Linked DNA regions of Homo sapiens: region 1 is linked to region 2. A link is a loop called in an ENCODE intact Hi-C map of the cell type or tissue named here. Cell type or tissue: mammary epithelial cell. All regions are shown on one strand. Region 1 overlaps MMP2 (matrix metallopeptidase 2). Region 2 holds the start of CAPNS2 (calpain small subunit 2).

Evidence for each region. Peaks named below come from ENCODE experiments on the same cell type or tissue, not always from the same donor. Only the 100,000 strongest peaks of a DNase experiment are listed, where the experiment ranks them.
Region 1: a loop joins it to region 2, with 4 times the contacts of the local background. A loop is called at or near these places in 2 of 110 quality-filtered maps.

The regions. Positions count from the first base shown.
Region 1 is chr16:55,499,669-55,504,668 of GRCh38, reverse strand. MMP2 (matrix metallopeptidase 2) reads right to left here. Exons shown (of 13, transcript NM_004530.6): 12 at 1,781-1,890. Among named protein-coding and RNA genes, the nearest start is that of LPCAT2, 6.9 kb to the left of the region's middle. RefSeq lists an enhancer at 1,675-2,176. In mammary epithelial cell, a CTCF peak has its summit at 2,910; a DNase peak (open chromatin) is centred at 4,488; H3K27ac peaks cover 2,703 bases.
Region 2 is chr16:55,565,736-55,570,735 of GRCh38, reverse strand. All of the region lies in intron 11 of LPCAT2 (lysophosphatidylcholine acyltransferase 2), which reads right to left. CAPNS2 (calpain small subunit 2) reads right to left here and starts at 4,052. Exons shown (of 1, transcript NM_032330.3): 1 at 3,049-4,052. The coding sequence starts at 3,979. The coding sequence ends at 3,233. In mammary epithelial cell, no CTCF peak of the experiment used is centred here; DNase peaks (open chromatin) are centred at 1,495 and 2,415; H3K27ac peaks cover 3,481 bases.

The DNA of each region.
Region 1 (5,000 bases), 66 kb after region 2:
AAAAAAAAAAAAAAAAATTCAATTGTTTCAATCTGAGCTGATTGAAGAAAAGAAAACAAAAACAAAACCAAAACACAACAAAAGCCCAGAAGAGCCCCCTCTGGGAGTGGAAGAAGGGAAATGGCTGTGAAATAAGCTCTTTTATTCCCTGTTTGCTCATCTCTAAGATGAGGATAAAGATTATCAACCTTCTAGGGCTTGCAGTGAGCATTAAGTCAGATAACATATGCTATTATTAAAAACAATAACTCCACTTAACACAAGCATCAAACTAAGCACATTCCATGTACCAGAGGTGGCAAAACAGGATATATCCAGTCCTGTCAGGCCCACAGATGGGTTTTATTTGACTCTCACAAGTTTGTTTTGTTTTGTCTTTAAATCTGAATAACTTGCCAACATGTAAACATCCAAAAAGTCACACAGAAGTACAGATTTCTGGCTTCCTTTAAAAAAACTAGAATATCTAATATAGAATATCTAACAACACCAGGCCCCATTCTTTTTTTTTGAGACCAGGTCTCACTCTGTCACCCAGTCTGGAATGCAGCGGCATGAACACGGCTCACTGCAGCCTTAAACTCCTGGGCTCAAGCGATCCTCTCTGCTCACCCTCCCCAGTAGCTGGGACTACAGGTATGCGCCGTCATGTGTAGCTAATGTTTTTTAAAATTTTTTTGTAGAGATAGAGTCTCACTATGTTGCCCAGGCTGGTCTCAAACTCCTGCGCTCAAGCAGTTCTCCTGCCTTGGCCTCCCAGAGTGCTGGGATGACAGGTGTGAACCATGGCAGCTGCCTAGGCCCCTAATCTTGCCCGCCAATAATTATCTGAAGGTGAGAAGAAAGTGTCTCCTGTAAATGAGGCATGTGCTCTGATTCCGCACAGACTCCACAGTTCCCCACTGTCTGCCCCTGCCTGCTTTACTCATTTGTGCTACCTGCCTGACACATGGAGCTGTTGGAGTTTGTGACTCCTGACATACATAATCTCATTTACTATTAATATGCTAGCATGTAGTAGGTGCTCAATAGATGTTTATTCTTGAAGATAACTCCTAATCTAGCATCTGATTGTACACTGCATTTTCTTGGACATGTAAGACCTTCAGCTACTGGAGGTCAGGGCCTGTGCTTAGCATACAGTAGGTGCTCAAAAAAAAAAAAATCTGTGGAATTTAGTTGAAATCTCCTCTAAAAAAAGCCAAACTGGACCCATTTCCAGGACCCTAGAAAGCTCACAGATGCCTCCTCAAGAGTATGATTTTCAAACTCCAAATTCTATCCCTCGCTGCTACTGGTTGTGTTTTAATCAGCAGGGGGCCAGGGGCAAACTGGTTGAGTGGAGGATCTTTGCCACATGAGCAACAGAGCATGACAAAGTTTGCCTTGTCTCAAATGGAGCCATCCTTCTGCTAATGGGAGGTGGTCACAGGCCTCCTGCAAAACGCAAATGGGCCTGGATCAAACCCCAGAATGAATCCACGGCACAGAGCCCATGTTCCTTCTCCCCTGGCCCAGGCCTTCCGCCCTCCCCTGCCCTGGCTCCAGGCCCTGCAGCTGTGAGAAGTCTTTCTGGGTCTTACTGCCTGGAGCCAGGCCAAGGAGCAGAGGTCAGGGATCTGGAAACCTTCCCAGCACTAGGATGAAGGAGTTGATTTGTTTTCCTGGGCGCCGCCTGCCTGCCTGCCCTGCACAATAAAGAAGTGTGTATTTGCAAGGAGCTGGGCCCTGGCTAGGGGCGGGGAGTCCTAGAAAGCGGAGACAGTCCTGGGTGGCTCACCGCCGCCCTGCAGGTCCACGACGGCATCCAGGTTATCGGGGATGGCATTCCAGGCATCTGCGATGAGCTTGGGGAAGCCAGGATCCATTTTCTTCTTCACCTCATTGTATCTGTAAAGAAACAGACACAGTGAACCAGCAGGGCCTCTCTAAAGGACACTTCCCCCCTGGCCTGGATGGGAGCACCCAGCTGATGGCTCCTGGATAGGCCTCGGAAACTGGACCTAGCCCTTCAGGGAAGCAGCCAGCTGCAGTGGAAGGAAGGGCATGGAATCAGACCTGAGTCTGAGCCTCAGATCTACCACTTTTAATTATATGACTTTGGATGACCCCATAAAAACAATCTCATGATTACTGCTAACATTTATAAAGCACTTACTACATGCCAAACAGTGTGTTAACCACTTTCCATACAGCTACAGTTTTACCAGCTGTAAAATGGGGTTGTGTCTAATTTAGTGTATTTAATTTAATGCATGCATTAAATAAAACAGCACATGCAGAGCCTCTATCCCCATGTCTCATAAATATTTAGTAGGTACTTAAGAAATGTTAGCTCCCTTACAAACAAATCCCTGCTGTAATCCGAGGAGTGCTAAACTAGAAGCCCAGGGATGGGAATCTGCCCCATCATTCTTTCACTTCATGGCTTGGAAAAATTGCTGCTTCTTCATCTGCCACAGGGAGATGACAGTCCCTGCCCTGGGAGATGACCATGGCTGGGGCAGTGAGGTTACAATGCAAGGTGGAAGGTACGTGTAAGTCCAAGGCCTGTTAGTCACAGGGTGGGCCACATGCCACCTCAGTTCCGGCGGCAGCAATCCTGGGCCCCGCCTTTAATTCAGGTAAATACTTTGGGCATCGGTTAGTATGTTCTTCTCCCTGGCTAGCAATCCTTCTGTCTTTTAAGATTTTTGGAGAACTTTTTAAATGCTGCTGTCATGTTGATTCCTTTGCCTCTCCACTTCATTATTCCATAAATATTTACTGAGCTCCCACTATGGGAGCTATGGATATCCTAGTAAACAAGTCTTGCCCAAGTGGAGCTGTTTCTAGATGAATCTGTGTTCGCATCCCATCCTGGTAGCAGCCACCTTTTGCTCCACAGTGCCTCCTAGGGGGCTCCCTTCCTTTCTGCAGCCAGCCTTGACCACCTCCACCCTGGACCCCAACAGCAGCTTTCCCTATATGCTCCCTTCTAGAGGAGACTTCTCCCTCAAAGGGACTTCTCCCTCAGCCATCACCCCGAAGAACTAACGCCTTCCTTAATCCCAGGTGCAGCATAAAACTCATTCTTACAAAACCTGGCATGCTTCCTCATGCCCTGGGTCACCAAAACCAAGTTCCCTAGCTCAAAATCCCAACACTCCCATCCAAGGCACCTCCACTGAGCCCTCAAACTACATTCCCTAGCGTTAGGATAGTTTGGAGATGTGTGTCCCACACTTGAACTGGCCCTCATTTCTTTCTCATTCTACCCACAGAAGGTGGGGATGGCAGAAGTCAAGCCCATTTTACAGATGAGGAAACTGAGTCTCAGATAAGAGAATTAGTTTGCTTCCAAGTTCTTTTCATCCAGAAAGAATACAAGCACTGTGGTGTCAGAAGATGTGGTACTTCTCTGCAGCTGTAGAAGTTGCCATGTATAGCAGGTGTTAAGAACACAGATATTTGTGTCCCAGCTTTTCCTTGAGCCACTTTAGCCTCAGTTTCCACACTTGGGAAAAGGAGCTAACAGTATCTACCTCAACTGAGAAATATAGGTGACCTGCATAGCCTCAGGCTGGGCTATGGTAGAGGCCCCATACTGAGAGCCATCATTATCTGATTCAAATGTGTTTACATAATTTTCCCTCATTCTACTATAAACTACATGAGGGCAGGGTGTGATGATTTTTTGACCCCCGTCTCTCCAGCAGCTAGCTAAGTGCCTGGCACACAGCAGATGTGGAACATATATTTGTGGCTTAGTGAAAGCTTCTACAAGCAGGGCCTGAGCTCTTCTTGGCATGCTGAAGACAGCTGCTCAGCCTCTGTCACTCTGGGGCTCTCTCTCCTTCTCCAGCAAAGATGCCTCTGGGGCCTCTGCAGACTCCACGGCAGGGCCAGTGTCACAAGCTCATTCACCACTTCTCTTGGAATAGAGATCTGTCTCCTTTGGAAGCCAGCCCAGAGCTTCTGATAGGCCCTTCAGCTCTGTCCCTTTTCAGGAAGTCTCAGGGTGGTTCCTCTGTAGAGCACGCTGTCTGTCCTGGCTCTGGCTTTGGGAGGTGGGCTTGTGTGGAAAAGGACTGGGAGGCAAATAACTCTGCCTGGAAATCCAGCAAGGCACTGCCACAACCTCCATGCCTGTGTGTGTGTGTGTGTGTGTGTGTGTGTGTGTGTGTGTGTGTGTATGCGCACATGCGCACACAATCATGTTCCTATATGCTAGGAACAGGTCTGTTTTTGCATGTTTACATAGATACAGTGCATGGAAAAGTGATTTAAAAAGTTCTTCCAACACCATAATTTGAAAACTTCAGGGCTTTAGGATTCTAAGATTCACGTTTCTGTGAGTCTGTGCGGCTCACCAGCCACAATTCTAAGACTTGGAGATTCAGGGCTCCTACAATGCTGAGATGCCATTCGCAGTACGCGTGTGTGTGTGTGCGTGTGCGTGCACACTGTCTGGGGCTAGTGTCTGGAGCTGGTGGGTGGAAAGCCTGCTCTGTGGTTTCCTGCCTGACTGTTTTCTTTCTTGAGGCTTGAGATATCAATCAGCTTAGGTTGCTAAGTGTCTTAGCAATATGTCTGGAATTCCACCCTGACATGGGCAGGCCTGGGATATAAAGAGTTTCTGAATGCAGGGCAGCTGGGGGGCAGAGTAGTGGGGAGGAGGGAAGGGGGAGAAGACAGAGGCCTTAGGAAGTAAGCGGGATTGTTTTGGGGATGGCAGACAAAGGCCTCAGGAAGTGCCCTCTAAAATTCTTGGGTAGGGCCCAGATGCAGTGGCAGCCATGGAAGGAATGTGGGGATACCAGGAGGGAGGGGATGGAAAGACACACCACAAGTCTTTGTGCCCCGACCACTCTTTCCTCACTAATCAAATGGACTGGCAGGTATAGTGGAGGGGGTACTCAGTTAGAATACAAGAGAAGTAGCTATAATCCTGGCTTTGTGCAAATACACATATCTCTATAGCTTGAACAAGTTATTTAATTTCTTTGGACCTCCGTTTC
Region 2 (5,000 bases):
TCTGAAGGTTCTTCAAGATCAGTAGGCACATTAGATATCCATACTTTGTAAGTGCCTCCACAAATATTTTTTAAGTCCCCACTATACGGGTAGTTGTTTAATACTACTGATAAGATTTTTTTAAATAATTGTTTTTTCAAGACAGGGTCTCCCTATGTCACTCAGGCTGGACCCCCCGGGCTCAAGCGATCCTCCGCCTCAGCCTCCCAAGTAGCAGGGACTACAGGTGTGCGCCAACTTGCTTGGCTAGTTGTGGGGATTTTTTAAATTTTTTTGTTGAAACGGGGTTTTGCCATGTTGCCCAGGCTAGTCTTGAACTACTGGGCTCAAAGCAATCAGCCCACCTCAGCCTCCCAAAGTGCTAAGATTACAGGCATGAGCCACCATGCCTAGCCAGTACTGATAAGATTTCTGACTGGGGTAGCTAGATAAACCAACTTTTAAAAACACATGCACCGCTACCCAAAAATATTTTTAAAGTGACCTTTAAGATCACATAAAAATTTTGAATGTTTCTGGTAGTTTGCTGTTCATAGTTACAGAGCACATGATTCTTTTTCCTTTTTTATAGGTTATAAAATTTAGTGGATTATATCAAGATAAAGTTACTTTTCAAAATCACATGGGATCTTTTGAAATTTAAAAATGTAGATGTATAATTTCACATATTTTTATCACTGAGTATGATTTTCAATTTACATTGATTAAATTACTTAATGTCAGAAATTTAAGAATAATGGCATGGAGTTATATGAATTATATAAATCTTAGGCTATAAATAGTCTTGCATATAGAGCAGGCAAATTTTTAAAAAGGTGTCAAGTTAAATATTGCTTCTAACATTAAAAATGTGCCTTTAAAACATCAAATATTGAATGAAAACTAAGAAATTCAATCACTTGCTAGGCTATTGGTTCTACACAATGCTAAATATTTGGTTACTTGGAAAAAGTCCAGATTTTTTAGTTCTAGTATCCACTCTGATGTCTGAGGTTACTTATACAAATTCAGAAGAGAAAAGGAGAGAAACTTAGGTAATTTCAGGGTGTTTTTCCATGAGCATGCTGGAAGAGAATTGTAAAAGTAGGTAATCCCTCAACTTGAGAAGCAAGGGCAATAATACCACTCCTAGTGTGAGATGATTGTTTTAACTTTTATGAAACATTTACAATAAAGTGAGGAACAAAAATGTGGTTACATTGTTCTTTCCACAACCATCCTATGGAAAGGTTAAATTATAAACCTAATATTCTGAGAATTTAAAAGATGTCTGGCAGCTTTCCCCTTTCTTGGCTACTTTACTACATCCATGCCTAACATATTCCTGGACTTATTCTAAAATAGAGAGATTGTTATTAATGTGTGGTTGCTGGCAGCAGCCTCCTTCTTATGTAACCACACCTGGTCTAAGTAGCACACCAGACCAAGGTTAAATTACAAGTCCCTTGAGGAAAGTGGATGTGATCTCTGTGCTTGGCTCAGTTCAGAATTATATGTGTGTGGTGTTTCATAAATATTGTATGATGGTGATGATGGTGAACACAAAGGTCAAAAGCCAACCTCTCCACATTTCACTGGGGATTTCTAACAGGAAGCTGAGGGATGTTAACAGGCTAGTTACATCATTTCCATAGTTACAACTTTCTTCTAAATGAGTCCAAAGAGGAAGGAAGAATTTATCTGCAAACTCGGGATGACCCTCCAAAGTAGCCTGGGATAGAGACAATGCATTAAAAATCAGAGAAGCAGAATGGGTAGAGACCAATTAAATAGCAGACAGAGGAACCAAGCACTTGCAAATGTAGCCTCTCTAGCTGTGTCTACTGGCACCGGAATCCTGGATTCTGTTTGCTCTGCTATATTAGCCTATTATCAAAATTATAAAGCCAAACCAAGGTCTGTACGCAAGAAAGGCACAACTACCCCAGCTTTTGGGTGGCATTTTCTTGGTATTTCTATCTTCCTTCTCCTGAATGCTGGCAACACTGACTCTCCTGCATGGCCTTAGTTTTGGCTGAGACAGGCTTGAAAAATACTGTGAGGTGGCCCTACTTCAAAGCAATCAAGGCTGTCAACCTTGGCTGATCATTAGAATCACTTGGGGAGCTTTAAACATATTCATCTCTGGGCCCCACCTCTAAAAAGTCTTATTTAACATATTTGGAGACTCAAGTATTAGTATTCCTAAAGAGCTCTCCCAGTGATTCCAAATTGCAGCCAGGGCTGAGAATAATTGCAATAGTCAGCAATATGTGTTCTCTATATTGGTTTACATTCCATTTAACTGATTACTGTTCATGTGTTTTTCTTTTTTTGTTTTTCTTTGTTTGCTGCTTATTTCCTGCCTGTAGTTTTCAAAGATGAACAAAAGAATTTTCCTTGCTCTAAGGCAGGACAAGACACGACAAGAGCTGGCTAACGTCAACAGGGCATGCCTGATTTTGTATGAAGTACGTGTAAGAGCAAACATTTTGATTCATTAAGGCAGCTAGAGACATTTTTGAACTATGAGCATATTGTTTTATTCCTCAATGTCTTTGACTCTCTTTACAAATGTATCAAAACAAAATTGCTAGTGCTTTTTTTTACTAAAGAAACAGAATTAAAGAACTTTAGAATTTTAGATAGTAGCTCCATCATTTAAAAAAATGCTACCCTTATATAAAACTGCTTAATTTCATTGTCTGAACCTGTTTCTTTATGGTTAAATAAGTTTCCTAAAAAGCACTTTTCATTTTTTTACATAATGGGAAAACCAGGTATAAAATTACAAGAAAAACAGATTTTGAACCTCTCTCCTCAACTTTTTAAAATGGAAAATGTATCTCCTGAGGGCTTTCTTGATTTATTCTAGGATTAAAAAAATTCATTCTTAACAACAATAACAACAATAATAAAGTTCCTACTCCTTGGAATTTATTCACTAAATAAGCAACACCTTTTAAAATCTACTCCATTAGAACTCTACCCCACAACCTCCCCACCATATATATGCAAGTCCATATAAATCCAAATCTCAAAAAGCTGATATACAAACCACTCAGAACATTTTTCGTGAAATATCTGTTTTAATTCAGCAGTAAAAGGCAGCACATGATCAGAAATATGTAGGGTTGTGAAAGAGCTTGCCAGGAAATGAGAGCTGTTGCACAGGGTATCAGCAACTGTGTACAGCTTGGCAAGGTTTTCAGTCCTGTCCTCCAGGGAGGATCTTGACTTCTCAGTTCCCACTTCAGGAATACATGGTCAACTGCAGCCATTCTTTGATAGACACTTGAATCAGGCCATCTCTATCTCTATCCAGAGACTTGAAGGCACGAAACATGGCATCCAGGCGGACCAAGCAGCTGATGAAATTGTTAAAATCCATATCTCCATCTTCATTAGCATACCGGCGGACAATCATTTGGTAAAGTTGTTCATTTAGCTGGAAGCCTGCGGCCTGCAGAGCTCCCCGCAGCTGAGAACTTCCCAGAGACCCAGAATGGTCCCTGTCATACTGCTTATAAACACACTGCCATTTCTTGATGTTGTTCCACAGATACTTAAATTCTTCAAAGCCCAGCTTACCAGTCGTGTCACTGTCCATGACAGACACAATGCTCCGGCAGGTGTCAAGACTAAAACCGTCAGTCTTAAGATCTTTGTGCTTAGAAAGGACTTTGTTGAGAATATTCATCAGATCAGTGGCACCCACCTCCATGTCTGGTCCAGCCAGCTGTGTAAATTGTTGCCGAAATCGCCTAACTTCCTCACTTTCTGAGGCCTCCACACTGGTGAAATGCTGCTGAGTGGGAGGCGGTTCTGGAGTATACTGAGCTGCTGCAGCCTCACTGATAAAATTCACAATTCCTCCAACTATCCCTCCAATATTTCTTCCTCCTCCTTCTCTTCTCTGACCACCTCCTCCAAAGAGGCCTCCAAGAGCTTCTCCAAGACCTCGATCTGCTCCTTCCAATAGAGCCTTTGCAAGAAACATGCTTTCAGTTTAACAAGCAAATGCGGCAGCAATCTTAGAGATGGTATGAAAAAAGATGAAATGGAGTTCAAGTAGTTTACATGTGGAAGAACTGGCTTTTCTTTACCTGCTTACACTGCACCACGCCCCATGATGTGATGTTTCACATCCTACTGAAGATACCTGAGTTCCATGAGGTCCTAGCACCTGCCATATTTTACAAGGCCTCAATAAAATTGTTTTCACTCTTCCAGATACTTATAAATTATAGTATGTAGGACACCTTAGGATAATAGTTTTAAAGAAAAAATATTAAAGTATGCATTTTTATGTCATTGATTTCTTAGTCCTCTGTCTCAGCACCTAAAAAATGATGTGCATTTTCCTAACAGGAAAAAGGTAAATGATGCAAGGAAATCAAAAATTTATTCTCTAAGAAATATTTATTGTTAGAATAGAATTGAAGAAATCTTGGGCATTGGAAGAATATTTAATCCTCTTCCTTTAGCAAAGATTCTCAAAATCCAGTAGTCTTAAGAAAAATTTAGAAGGGAGATTTTTAAAATGCAAGGTCCTGAATTTCCACTCCCAGAGATTCTGATTCCATAGGGCTGCTGTGGTGTCTGTGATCGACATTGCTAAAATCTTTTTTGAAATGTAACATTCATGTAAAAAATGTATCATATAAATCACAAATGGATAGCTCAAAGAATTTCACAGACTGCACACATCTCAGAGGCCTCTTCATACTTCTTTCTAGTTACTTCCGTCTTCCAAGGATAACCACTGTCCTGACATCTAACACCATAGATTTATTTTTGCACCTTAAATAAATTAAATCAGACAGTACAGACTCTTTCATTTATTCCTTTTTCATTATAAAAATGTTAAATGTTTTAAAATTGTGATAAAATACACATGCCATAAAATATACTATTTTAACCATTTTTAAGTATAGAGTTCAGTGGCATTAAGTATATTTGCATTGTGAAACCATCACCACCAGCTATCTTCAGAACTTTTTTCATCTGGCAAAACTGAA